2 separate regions of the Homo sapiens genome follow, and region 1 is linked to region 2. Evidence: read pairs that join two places in POLR2A ChIA-PET (ENCODE). Cell type or tissue: Panc1. All regions are shown on one strand. Links, peaks and the distances in the headings refer to the core of each region. The heading gives the core; the rest is flanking DNA.

Region 1 (2,924 bases), core at 272-2,771, 260 kb before region 2:
TTTTATATTTTTAGTAGAGACGAGGTTTCACCATGTTGGCAAGGCTGGTCTTGAAATCCTGACCCCAGGTGATCCGCCAGTCTCGGCCTCCCACAGCGCTGGGATTACAGGCATAAACCACTGTGCCAGGCCCCTTACGTTCTATTAAAGTGTGTTGTTCCCCTTTATTGGAACCTTTATCCCAATTGTTTTGTCAACACAAAATTGGAGTGTTTATCCCAATTGTTTTATCAAACTTATTTTGTGATTCTTTGATTCACGTCAGTCTTTCCTACTAAATCCCCTGCCACAAGGGCAAGCACTGTGTCTGGTGCCACTGACTACTGTCATCCTATAGGATGATAGGCATTTAATCAATATTTGTCCAATAAGTGACAAAATGACAAAATGAACAAATGACAAAAATGAATGAAAGATCGATTAGGGCAAACCAAACCCTCGTTGAGAGATTACAAAACAAAAAATTACTTGAATATACAAGTCATTTATTTAGAGAAAAATAGGGTTATCACCATGATACCTAAATTAGTCATAGAACACACAGAGTTTTCTGGTGGGGAGGGGAGAATCCCATAACCAAGCAGCCTCACATACAAGATGATAGATGGCTATTATGTATTTTTTCCTTCTCTGTATTTTTCTTCACGGAAGCAAATGGAACTTTCCAAATATCACTGTAGGATTGGAAAAAGTGAAGCAGTCCGTAGTGCCATTTTGGGGGAAGGAGGGGGAAGAAGGGGAAAGGAGTCTGAAAAGCGTTTATGTTTGCTAATGGAAGTCAGATGTAGTACTCATTTTATGTTACTTAAGCAACGTGCTACATTTTCTCCATTAGTGGTCTTGTCAGGCATAGGATGTTTACAGGAAGTTGCACTAAGATAAGTGTGTCCTTTAAATTCTGTATCTTTCAGACCTTAGCAGTCTGCTGACTCCAGCTTTCAGCAGAGCAGAAACAACGCCTTGGGAAGACTTAAAACAACTTTGAATAAGAACCTGCTTGAGAAAGATTTGCCTTACAAGCTAAATGTTACATTTCCACTCAACAGAAAGGTACTGCTGTGTGGCCGTAAAAAGCTGGCCAAAACCCTGTAACCTTTGCAGTTAGTCATGTTATTTTTGGTTCATGCCAACATGGATCACAGCTGTGACTCAACAGAGCCACTGAAGCAAGAATTCAAAGAGTTTAAAGAACAGCAAACTCAGAAATGACTTTTTTTTTCTTATGGTGTCATTACGCAACATTTCTTGTCGTTTACCTTTTCTAATTTACCAACTCCATACAGATGAGCTCAGTCGTTGTTTGGCAATTGAAAATCTGAGTTGCGTCAGCACACTTCCCCAAATCCCACTGCAGGCGGAGGATGATGAAGCTTTCCTTTCTGGGGTGTTTGTTTTACGTAAGTAGTGACTTACTTTTCAGAGGTAAAAAAAAAAAAAAAATCTGTGTTGATATATGTCTCCCTCAAACCAAAAATAGGACTGGGGATTGATTTAAACGTTTGCAGTTCCCCATTTGAAGATGACAGAAAGCCCATATCGACTGGTTCTGCCTTTGTTTTTGTTTTTCACTAATTTATATTCACAAAATGAAGCCATAAGCTTAGACCTCACCGAATGGAAAACAGGCATGGACTTCAGCAGGCAATATATTAGCATATTTATCAACATCCTTTAGATTTTTGCTTTCATTTTTTAAATTACCATGTAAACTTGAAGATAACCCCAGTTTTCCCATTTGTGGGAACATAAGAAAGGGAGATGAAAAAAAATAATATTTGTCCCTTATCTATGAAGTGCTTTTATTTTTTAAATTTTTTTTATTACCTGAAGAACTACATTATCGTCAATATGAAGTGCTGTTTTTTTAAGCATTATGATTAGACTTAAGGATTCTAAGGACTAAAGTATTAAGGTGTTTTTTGTTGTTATTTGCTAATCATTAATCAACTGTTTTACCTGATTAATTTTCTCTTTGGGAAAATAGATTGAGATTGTGATCTGGGAGACCAAAGTAGACATTACTTTATCAATGAAGAAGGACCTTAAGGTTAACGAAACAAAAAGTTGGCCAGGTGAGGTGGCTCACGCCTGTAATCCCAGCACTTTGGGAGGCAGAGGTGGGTGGATCACGAGGTCAGGAGTTCAACACAATCCTGGCCAACATGGTGAAACCCCGTCTCTACTAAAAATACAAAATTAGCTGGGTACGGAGGCACACACCTGCAGTCCCAGCTACTCAGGAGGCTGAGGCAGGAGAATTGCTTGTACCTAGGAGGCGGAGGTTGCAGTGAGCTGAGATCATGCCAGTGCACTCCAGCCTGTGTGATGGAGCAAGACTCCGTCTCAAAAAAAAAAAAAAAGAAAAAAAAATTTTACCTATGGATTGAGAGCTTAGGGCCCAGCTGGCCTTGCGAATTTCTAAATTCCTGTAAGAAAATCCACACTCTTGCTAAACTCCCTAACAATAGGAGCTATTGGGCAAATTATCCTAACTCCAATTTGCAATCCAGACCACTACTATTCTGATTGGACAGAGGACAGGCCTTACAAACATTCTTTTCTGATGAGCAATTGCAGACCTTAAGCCAGTTTCAGCCAGCTTATAGAGGCTGCACACACACTGTCTTTGTGTCCTATAGTTCACCTTTTGCCCCAAAGTGAATATGGGATGTATATTACATGTTTGTTTATTCATTGCTCCTGTGCTTGGCTCTCCTCATAAATATGTATAGCTTCTACCCCAAACCTGCTGAATACGTATGACTCTATTGTGTAATACAGACTCTCAGAGGAATGAGACCCAACCTGTCCTTCCCCTGTTTGAAGAGAGAGCATCTTTGGTCCATGCTGGAGACTTTCTCTTCCAGCTTGCAACTGATATCACCAATAAAGCTCTTCTTTCTACTATTTAGTCATCCTGGTGG
Region 2 (2,924 bases), core at 295-2,794:
CGTTCATTAGGCATTTAAGCCTATAAAAACTTAATAGAATTATTCCTTTGAGCTGAAAAAAAGGCAACTGCATGGCCTCCCTGAGTGTTTTAAGTAGGTATCATGAGCCCAATAAAGCGTTCCACCATTTTGCCAGTCAGATGAGTTCCCAGCAACTCAGAATTTGTGGCTGCTGCAGAGGCAGCTCATGAGTGATGTCATTCACTCTGTGTACTAAATTAACTGATTGTTTACACTACTGAAAAATACCAGATAATCATTAAATCCATTTTCTTGTGGACATATAAACACTGAATACAAGAAGAATATCTCTTGTAATATCTAGTAATAGGCTAAAAATTGCCCAAGTCCTGGTGTTCAGAACTCTTTCTAAGAATCGATCCAACAAAAACAATCTTGGAGGCCGGGCACGGAGTCTCATGCCTGTAATCCCAGCACGTTGGGAGGCTGAGGCGGGCAGATCACCTGAGGTCAGGAGTTTGAGACCAGCCTGGACAACATGGTGAAACCCTGTCTCTACTAAAAATACAAAAAATCAGCCGGGTGTGGTGGCACACACCTGTAATCCCAGCTACTTAGGAGGCTGAGGCAGAAGAATCGCTTGAGCCCAGGGAGGCGGAGGTTGCAGTGAGACAAGATCGTGCCATTGCACTCCAGCCTGGGGCACACAGAAAGACTCCGTCTCAAAAAAAAAAAAAAAAAATTCTTGGAGGTAACAAAATATTTTCTTCCTTGTTGGGTTTTGTTTTGTTTGTTATTGCAAACAGTACATGTCATCAACAGTATTTATTATAATAGCAAAAAAAAGTTCAAAAAATAAAAAATTTGATTAAATACATTTATTTAAAATATTATGCAGTTACTTAAAGTGGTATCTTAGTAGAGTATTTAATGAAAAAAAAGTGTCGCACAATTTATTAATTTAAAAACTGCCAGGAAACACATCAGAGCCTGAGCCCATTAATTACATGAGACATTGCATGTGAGAGGCTTATATCATGCTGAGATGTTACTGTTGCTCATGCACATAAATGTTTATTATTGTAGATTATAAAAGGCTGGAAGGCATATACTGAAACAACAGTGGTGGTGTCTGAATGATAGGATTATGAATAATTTTATTTTCTTCTTTTTGGTTTGTGTATTCTAAATTTTCTACAATGAATATGTAAAACTAAAACACTAATGAAAATGACTACTCCTCAGGACTGTATTTTTATACAGGATGCCCAACTGAGATTCCTTTTTAAAAGTACTTGGAGCTGCTGAGCGTGGTGGCTCACACCTGTAATCCCAGCCCCTTGGGAGGCCGAGGCAGGCAGATCACCTGAGCCCAGGAGTTCGAGACCAGCCTGGCCAACATGGTGAAACCCGTCTCTACTAAAAATACAAAAATTAGCTAGGCATAGTGGTGCATGTCTGTAGTCCCAGCTACTCGGGAGGCTGAGGCACGATAATTGCTTGAACCCAGGTGGTGGAGGTTGCAGTGAGCCGAGATCATGCCACGGACTCCAGCCTGGGTGACAGAGCGAGACTCCATCCCCCCCACAAAAAAAAAAAAGGACTTGGAGCTAATTTATATATATCAGTGTGTGTGTGTGTGTGTGTGTGTGTGTGTGTGTGTACTTGGATCTAATTTATATATATCTGTGTGTGTATACACACACACACACAGATATATATAAATTAGCTCCAAGTACTTTTTTTATACATACTGTTTTTACACATACTTTTACAGTGTGTGTACATATATACACACACAGATATATAATATATATAAATTATAATGTTTATTAGAAATAAAGTTTCAGAATAGATATTTACCATTTATCTTGCAAAGGCAAGATAAATAAGTTTGATATTTTTAATAAGAAGGAAAAAATAAAAAGCTTACTTGTAGAATGTGTGAGAATATTTGAATTTCATATGGCATCAGATTACTGTTTTCCTCTCAAAAAAGTCTGTATCTTCTGAACAAACTAAACCGCATATTAATCACATTACAAATTTTTTGAGGGCCGGAATTATTTCTTATTGGCTTTTGTATTCTAAGAACTTGGTCCCAAACAAATACTCTATATTGATCAAATGAATATGTTAACAAAGACTTAAATACGTTTTAGACAATCTAATTTTCCTACTACGTAACTATTAAAATACCCTCATCTACATTAAGAAACATTTATCTCTAGAAAAAAACTTGTAAGTTGGACAAACCAAGAGGATAGACTGTGTAATGGAATATTATTCAGCCTTAAAAAAGGAAAGAATCCTGTCATTTATAATAACGTGGATAAACTTGGAGGATGATATACCAAGTGAAATAAGCCAGACACAGAAAGACAAATATTGCAAGATATCACTTTTATGTGGAATCTAAAAAAAGTCAAACTTAAGAAAACAGAGAAAGGTCATTTCCAGGGGCTGGGGGAGGGCGGAGTAAATGGGGAGAGGTTGACGGAAGGGTATGAACTTCCAGTTAATGAGTAAGTCCTAGAGCTCTAGTGTGCAGCATGGTGACTACACTCAATAATACTGCACTGTGTACTTGAAATTCACTAAGAGACTGACCTAAAGTGTTCTCACCACACATACAGAGAATAACTATCTCAGGTGATGGGTATGTTAATTAGCTTGTTTGTGGCAATTATTACATAAGATATACTTACATCAAAACACCATGTTTTACACTTTAATTTTCTTTTCTTTTTTTTTTTTTTTTTTTTTGAGACGGAGTCTCACTCTGTTGCCCAGGCTGGAGTGCACTGGCACAAGCTCAGCTCACTGTAACCTCTGCCTCCTGGGTTCAAGCGATTCTCCAGCCTGGGCCTCCTGAGTAGCTGGGATTACAGGTGTGCACCACCATGCCCAGCTAATTTTTGTATTTTTAGTAAAGATGGGGTTTCACCATGTTGACCAGGCTG

The links. Peaks named below come from ENCODE experiments on the same cell type or tissue, not always from the same donor. Only the 100,000 strongest peaks of a DNase experiment are listed, where the experiment ranks them.
Region 1: POLR2A ChIA-PET joins it to region 2 with 9 read pairs; 2 of 35 experiments call an interaction of 5 or more read pairs at or near these places.

The regions. Positions count from the first base shown.
Region 1 is chr6:7,697,076-7,699,999 of GRCh38, forward strand. It overlaps LOC105374906 (a long non-coding RNA gene), which reads left to right. Exons shown (of 4, transcript XR_926437.4): 3 at 912-1,050; 4 at 1,284-2,907. Among named protein-coding and RNA genes, the nearest start is that of BMP6, 28 kb to the right of the region's middle. RefSeq lists an enhancer at 1,201-1,495. In Panc1, for the core only: no CTCF peak of the experiment used is centred there; DNase peaks (open chromatin) are centred at 936 and 1,230.
Region 2 is chr6:7,955,431-7,958,354 of GRCh38, forward strand. All of the region lies in intron 4 of BLOC1S5-TXNDC5 (BLOC1S5-TXNDC5 readthrough (NMD candidate)), which reads right to left. Among named protein-coding and RNA genes, the nearest start is that of TXNDC5, 46 kb to the left of the region's middle. In Panc1, for the core only: no CTCF peak of the experiment used is centred there; no DNase peak of the experiment used is centred there.